Regions from separate parts of the Homo sapiens genome. Here region 2 is linked to region 1. A link is an interaction called in ENCODE POLR2A ChIA-PET data of the cell type or tissue named here. Cell type or tissue: A673. All regions are shown on one strand.

Region 1 (4,000 bases):
CTCTGTTGCTCAGGCTGGAGTGCAGTGGTGCAGTCTTGGCTCACTGCAACCTCCATCTCCCAGGTTCAAATGATTCTCCTGCCTTAGCCTCCCTAGTAGCTGGGACAGGTGTGCGCCACCACACCTGGCTAATTTTTGTATTTTTAGTGGAGGTGGGGTTTCACCACATTGGCCAGGCAGGTCTCAAACTCCTGACCTCAGGTAATCTGCCTGCCTCTGCCTCTCACAGTGCTTAGATTACACCACTGTGCTTGGCCTGAACAAAGCAGATTTGATTGAGTTTGAAGTCAGGTGACTTTAAGTGCTTCAGTTTTCCTGTTTATAAAATGGGGATAATAATAACTGACTCATGAAGTTGGGCAAACTAATCTTAAGTTTTTTGTAGTGTTAAAACTTTTTTTTACCCATTGTGTTTACACCCACTGTCTAGCATTTAGATTACTTTCGGTAAATGTTTACTAAATGATGGTTGTGTTACCTTTAACTTTCAAAATTAAGACTAGCACTCACTGTATTTTCTTATCTAGGTATTATGTATACAACTTTAGAAGCCTCATCCTTACTTTGCTTCCAAGGTCTAGTGAGCTGATGTTTTGAGTAAGATGAAAATTTTTGAGGTTGTTATATACATCTCTCTCTTTTCCTCAGTATGAATTTTTCTTTTTCAAGATTAAACATCATTAATCCTTGATGTACAATTTTCTGCTCTTAGCTTGGCACAGTGGCTGATGTCTGTAATTTCTGCACTTTGGGAGGCCGAGGCAAGTGGATTGCCTGAGCCCAGGAGTTTGAGACCAGCCTGGGCAACAAGGCAAAACCCCATCGCTACAAAAAATGCAAAAATTAGCTGGGTGTGGTGGCGCATGCCTGTAGTTCCAACTCTTCGGGAGGCTGAGGTGTTAGGATCGCTTGAACCCAGGAGGCAGAGGTTGCAGTGAGTCAAGATCATGCCACTACACTCCAGCCTGAGCAACAGAGTGAGACCCTGTCTCAAAACTATGCAACTATGATGAAACAAGAGACAGAGATTGATAGGAGTTCTTTTTCTTTTTATATATATCTGTTGTTATTTTAGCGTAAGCCTCAAAAGAATTGTGTACTTGTTTCAGGAACCCATGTATGTTGGCTTACTGTGCAATGAGCTCAGCAAAAGAGAAACCCTGGTTAAGATTAATTCTGCGCTGTTTCTACCTACTTAACAGTGCAGAATAAATCTTAACAAGGAAGAAAAGAAGTAAGTAGCTTAGCTTTCTTAAGCCCCATCTGTTTATGACTTCCCCACTTATCTAATATTCTTGCCCAGGCTTTGGAATCTGCTCTGTCTCAGAACTGTAGAATTGTCCGTTCTTTTAGAGGAAAAGTTAAGAGAATCCTATGAGAATTTCTGATGTATTATAGACAAGGAGGAGGAAATACATCTCAGTCTCTGTCCTAAATTGTATCGGGCATTTTCCCTCAGAAATGTTGTAAGAAGTAGTGGTATTATGAATAAAGCTACTGGGGACTCGCCTGCCAAACTGAGTCCCCCTTTCTAATGGGGAGGAACTGTGGAATAACATGGAATCTGAGTCAGACAATACTGAGTTTCAATACTGGTTCACAGCTGTGTGATTTGAGGAAAGTTACTTAATCTCTCTAAGCCTTAGTTTCTTTATTACTTAGTTCCTGAGCTATTAGCTATCTTTTTTTTTTTTTTTTTTTTTTTTTGAGATGGAGTCTCGCTCTGTCGCCCAGGCTGGAGTGCAATTGCACAATCTCAGCTCACTGCAACCTCCACCTGCCGGGTTCAAGCAATTCTCCTGCCCTAGCCTCCTGAGTAGCTGGGACTACAGGCACGCGCCACCATGCCTGGCTAGTTTTTTGTATTTTTAGTAGAGACGGAGTTTCATCATGCTGGCCAGGCTAGTCTCGAACTCCTGACCTTGTGATCTGCCCGCCTCGGCCTCCCAAAGTGCTGGGATTACAGGCATGAGCCACGGCACCCGGCCTAAGACAGCAATCTTTATTCAACAAGCATTAGGAATTAAAAGTTAACCAGAAACAGAGCAGACTATATTTCAGAGTGCCTAAAGATGATTTTGCTTTCTTAGAGCAATGTTCTTATGTAAGTATTTATTTTACAGGTTTATGAATTAATACTTGTAAAGCATTTAGAGGAATCCCTAACAGATAGTTATGCTCATAAAATCCTCTATGATGTAGGAATAATTACATTCCTTATTTTTCAGAATAGGAAATTGAGGAACATATAGCTTAAATAACTTGTCCAAGGGCACAGAAGTAACAAGCCCAAGAGCCAGTATTTAAACCTCAGTAGTCAGTGCCAGAATTCACTGCATTATATTGCCCCAAGATTAGACTTATTTATAATATTTTTCTTTCTTTTTTTTCTTTCAAGTGCATTTCTGAACAGTTCAATCTTCCCAGTTCTTGATGTGTGTGGGCTGTTAAAATATTCTTGCTTTGAGTTTACTTTTATGCTATTGAAAGTAGTTTTTCTCGCTTTTGAACTTTACTGTAATTCTTAAATTTTTTGTCTTCAGGATCCCTTTTCATTCTTAAAGATTGAAGAAGTTTTACCTATGTGGATTTTATATATTGGTAGTTGCTGTATTCAAAATTTTAAAATATTATTTAACATGTATTATTTTTTAACAGCTTTACTGAGGTACATCTTACGTGTTTTTAAATTCACCTATTTAAAATAACACAATTCAGGCCAGGCCTGGTGGCTCCTGCCTGTAATCCCAGCACTTTGGAAGGCTGAGGCAGGAATATCGCTTGAATCTAGGAGTTTGAGACCAGCCTGGTCAACATAGTGAGAACCCATTTTTGCAAAAAATAAAACAGCTGGCTGTGGTGGCACATGCCAGTAGTCCCAGCTACTTGGGAAGCTTAGGTGGGAGGATTGCTTGAGCTTGGGTGGTTGAGGCTACAGTGAGTTGTGCCACTGCACTCCAGCCTGAGCAAAAGAGTGAGACCCTGTCTCAAAAAAAAAAAAAAGAAAGAAAATATGATACAATTCAGTTATTTTAATAACTTAACCAAGTGGTACAACCATCACTATAAATCCACTCTAGGAGATTTTCACTACCCACCCCAAATAAGATGTCTACTTAAAATTAATCTTTATTTCTACACCCAGCCATAGGCAACCACTAATGTACTTTCTGTATCTATGATTTTGCCTTTTCTGGACATTTTATATATTTAATATGTTATACATTGATACTATGTATATATACATAGCATATAGATATACTATTTGATACACTATATAGTATTGTAAATATGTTTATATAGTATGTGGTCTTTTATATATGGTTTCCTCTTAGCATGTGATTTTTAGTTCATCTAAATGTAGCGTGTTAGAAGTTCTTTTTTTCTGGTCAAATAATATTCCATTATATGGCTATACTAACTTTAAATTGTCTGTTCACCAGTTGATAGACATTTAGATTGTTTCCATTTTTGGCTATTATGAATAATGCTGCTGTGAGAGTGTGGTGTGCAGATCCATGTGGACATGTTTTCATTTCTCTTGAGTAGATACCTAGGAGTAGCATTGATGAGCTATATGGTAGTTTTGTATTTAAAAATTTTAAGAAAATGCCAGGGTTTTCCCATTATTTTAAAGTTAATTAGTTAATTTATTTAGAGATGTGGTCATGCCAGATTACCCAGGCCGGCCTCAAACTCTGGTCTCAAGTGGTCCTCCCACGTCAGCCTCCTGAGAAGCTCAGACCCATCAGTTGTTATTTTCACCAGTAATGAATGAGAGTTCCAATTTCTCCACATTCTTTAAAAACACTTATCTTTTTTTTTCTTAAATTATAACCATCCTAGTGGGTGAGGAGACATCTCTTGTGGCTTTAATTGTATTTCCCTGATGATTAATGATAAGTGTCTTTTCACATGGTTATTGGCCATTTGTATATTATTTTTGGTGAAATGGCTACTGTCTGTTGCCTGTTTTTTGATTGGATTGTCTTCTTGAGTT
Region 2 (4,000 bases), 62 kb before region 1:
ATGGGAAGCAATTGGAGGTTTTGTAACAGGAAAGTGACATGATCTGATCTATTCATATATTTAAAAAGGAGCACTACAGCTGCCATGTGGAGAAGACCTGTCAGGTGGCTTTTGCAGTAGTCCAGATGAGATATGATGGTGGCCCGGAGCTGCAGTTTAGTTTAGCAATGGAATCAAGGGGACAGATTTTGGGTATATTTTAGAGATAGGGGAGATAAGACATACTCATAAATTATGAACGATGATAACAAGAGTCAAAATACTCTGTTTCTAAGGCAATAAGGTGTAGTTTGAGTGCAGAAATTGACTTTTCCGTTTTTATGGAATTGTCTTAGATTAATTTTTATTAACATCTAAATATATGACATAGCAATATCATTGCTTAACAAAATCTTTATTTTTATCACTTGAAATAATTTTCCCAAAATTCCATCTATTACACCATGTGAAGTGGTTTTCTTCATCCACGACAAGCAGAACTTTAGTTCAACATTTATTGAGTTTTGCTATCTGTAAGGCACTGTGGTAGATGCTGTCGTGATGAAAATATAGTTCCTTTCCTTGTGAAAAAGTGTTCTAGTTAGAGAGAAAGTCAGATAAGTAGATAGTTTCAAATATGTACACAGCTCAGAAATGTAACACAGAAGAAGTCAAAATTCTGTTCCAGAAAAATGAGGAATAAGAAATACTCAAAAATGGCGATGACTGAGCAAGTTCTGCAGGCTGAAAAGGAGTGTGTGTACAGGCAGACAATAAGTGAGACCATCCCAAGCAGAAAGAAGAGATTATATGGGAGTTCTGAAGTGTGATGGGAGCAGAGAACTACACATAGTTCAATATTTCTGGAGCATCAGATGCAGGGAGGTGGAGTGTAATGAGAGTATAACCTGAAGAGTTAGGGATCACACAATGAGGGCCTGCTACGAGTGTGTTATGTCACTGAAGAGTTTGAACATTATCCTTTAGGCAGTGGAGAGACACTGAAGGGTTTGCATGAGATCGCTCCGGTAGCGATGTACAGGGTATGTGTGTGGGGAGAGAACAGATGAAGTAGTTGGGAGGATGTTGTTTTTTTGTTTGTTTGTTTTTGTTTTGCTTTTTGGTTTTTTTTGGAGATGGAGTCTCACTCTGTCATCCAGATTGGAGTGCAGTGGCGTGATCTCGGCTCACTGCAACCTCTGCCTCCCAGGTTCAAGCAATTCTCCTGCCTCAGCCTCCCAAGTAGCTAGGACTACAGGTGCACGCTGCCATGCCTGGCTAATTTTGTCATTGCTGTATTTTAGTAGAGATGGGGTTTTACTGTGTTGCCCAGGCTGGTCTTGAACTCCTGAGCTCAGGCAATCCAACCACCTCAGCCTCCCAAAGTGCTAGGATTACAGGCATGAGCCACTGCACCTGGTCAAGGATGTTGCTTTTAAGGTGTGCAAGATAGAGATGGTATTAGCATAAACTTGTATCAGGTGATGAAAATGAGAATGAAGAGTCAAAAGATACCTGAGAGGTAGAATCAAGAAGACTTGTAAAGGGAGAATAAAGGAGTCAAGATGAATTTCCGGGTCACTCGCTGAAGCAGATGGGAGAATGGTGTTGCCTTTTCAGAGATAAAGAATGGTAAAGGGTAAAAGATTTAAGGGGAAATGATAAATTTAGTTTGGAAGAGTTAGGTTTGAGGTATCTATAAAACATTTAAGTAGAGACAGTACGTAGGCTCCCAGACACAAGCTGGAGATGTAAATGTGAATCTTCATCCTGTAACTGAAGCCATGACAATGAATGAGACAGAAGCTGTGTGTGTGTGTGTGTGTGTGTGTGTGTGTGTCCGCGCCCGCGTGATGGGGAAGGGTCTAGGGTTGGGCAGAAGAAAAGCAGGCCAAAGGGTGTTGGCATTTACTGTTTAGGAGAAGAAGAAGGAGAAGTTGACAAGAGGCCAAGAGGAAGTGGTCAGAGAGGGGTCTGTCTGAACTAGAGGCACGGAATAGTGGTGAATACTGAAAGGCAAGGAAATCATTGAGAAGTTAAATTGGTGGAATTTCCTAATTGGATTCTTGAAAGGGAGAGGGAGAGGATGGAGCCAGCAATGACTTCAAAGTTTCTGGTTTGGGCAATGTCATTAACTGGCATAAGAAATACCAGAGGCAAAGCAGGTCTGGGGATAAAATAATGAGTTGAGGCCAGGCACAGTGGCTCAACGCCTGTAATCCCAGCACTTTGGGAAGCCGAGGTGGGTGGATCACGAGGTCAGGAGATTAAGACCAGCCTGGCCAACATGGTGAAACCCCGTCTCTCCTAAAAATACAAAAATTAGCTGGGTGTGGTGGTGCATGCCTGTAATCCCAGTTGCTCCGGAGGCTGAGGCAGGAGAATCACTTGAACCTGGGAGGCGGAGGTTGCGGTGAGCCGAGATTGTGCCACTGCATTCCAGCCTGGCAACAGAGCGAGACTCCATCTCAAAAAAAAAAAAATGAGTTCAGTCATATGATGTGCTCCAGGTAAAGCATCCTGATGAAGATGTCCAGCAGGCCACTGGATTTAGAGGCTGGACCCTTACAGGAGGTGTCAGGGCTGTACTTGGGAACAGCCAAGATGGGTAACCCAAGCATCATAACATATTAAACCACTTATACAAACTATATAATACAAAGTATATGATACAAGTATATTACCAGGGACACATGATATATCAAACCCTGAAACAAAGCATCAAGCCATTAATACAAACTATGTAAGTATAAAATAAAAAGACTGATACAAAGTAATAAAGGTCTTTAAACTGTTTTTAGTTTACTCAGCATTGTATTCAGCAGCATTCTCTGGTCTAAATGCAATGTTAACATTTAATTAAGGTCTAAATCACTACATGATATGTTTCAAAAAATGGCTTGTCAATGACTTCCTTTATGTGTCTGCCTGTTTTGCATAATGCCCTCTACTGGTTATGGTTTGAAGCTCATACTTCATCTTGCCAACCAAAACGGTATTATATTCACTTAACAGCGAAAATCTAGGGTTGTGTTCAAAGAATAAAAGGAATATTCTCTCTCTTTTTTGAAACCACCCTGTTAAATCATCGCCCCAAAGATTTATGAGTTTATAAAAAATTCATCCTGGACCAGCCTGGACCAGGCTGAATTTTTCCTGGAGTTGGCTCATGGCAACTCCAGGAAAACCACAGTGTTGCTTCCTGAACTGGAGCCTCATATTGCCTCCTCGTACCACCATAAACACACATTGCAGGGACCACTCCTGGTGCCTCATCTCCCAGTTTCCTGTATCTTGCCCTCAGTGATTAGTTTAGTCTCCTATGACTGCTGTAACAAAGTACCACAGACTTGGTGGCTTAAAACAACAGACAGGTATTTATCTTAAAGTTCTGGAGGCTGAAATCAAGGCTTTGATTTTAGGTGTTGGCAGGGCCAAGGTGTTGACAGGGACATGCTCTCTCTGAGGGCTCTAAGGGAGGATTCTTCCTTGCCTCATCCTAGCTTCGGAGGTTGCAGGCAATCCTTGGTGTTCCTGGGCTTGTAAATGCCACCAGTCTCTGCCTCTGTCTTCCCATGGCTGTCTTCTCTGTGTGTTGGTCTTTCTATCTGTTCTCCTCTTAGAAAGACATCACTCATATAGGCGGATCACTTGAGGTCAGGAGTTTGTGACCAGCCTACCCAACATGGTGAAACCCCATCTCTACTAAAAATACACAAATTAGCCAGGTGTGGTGGCAGACACCTGTAATTCCAGCTACTCAGGAGGCAGAGGCAGGAGAATCACTTGAACCTGGGAGGCAGAGGTTGCAGTAAGCCAAGATTGTGCCATTGCACTCTAGCCTGGGTGACAAGAGCGAGACTTTGTCTCAAAAAAAAAAATAAAGCAAAGAAATAAAAGAATGGCTACTCCATAGGCACAGCAGTGGCATGGTCTGCTTGACCAAGTACACTTAGAGTTATTTCTTGATTATATGCTAAACAAGGAGTGGATTATTCATGAGTTTTCTGGGAAGGCAGTG

Evidence for each region. ChIA-PET counts read pairs that join two places held together with the same protein. Peaks named below come from ENCODE experiments on the same cell type or tissue, not always from the same donor. Only the 100,000 strongest peaks of a DNase experiment are listed, where the experiment ranks them.
Region 2: POLR2A ChIA-PET joins it to region 1 with 8 read pairs; 5 of 35 experiments call an interaction of 5 or more read pairs at or near these places.

Annotation. Positions count from the first base shown.
Region 1 is chr3:172,776,907-172,780,906 of GRCh38, forward strand. All of the region lies in intron 14 of ECT2 (epithelial cell transforming 2), which reads left to right. Among named protein-coding and RNA genes, the nearest start is that of ECT2, 28 kb to the left of the region's middle. In A673, no CTCF peak of the experiment used is centred here; no DNase peak of the experiment used is centred here; H3K27ac peaks cover 305 bases.
Region 2 is chr3:172,714,761-172,718,760 of GRCh38, forward strand. No RefSeq gene overlaps it. Among named protein-coding and RNA genes, the nearest start is that of NCEH1, 5.7 kb to the left of the region's middle. In A673, a CTCF peak has its summit at 2,928 (motif pointing left); no DNase peak of the experiment used is centred here.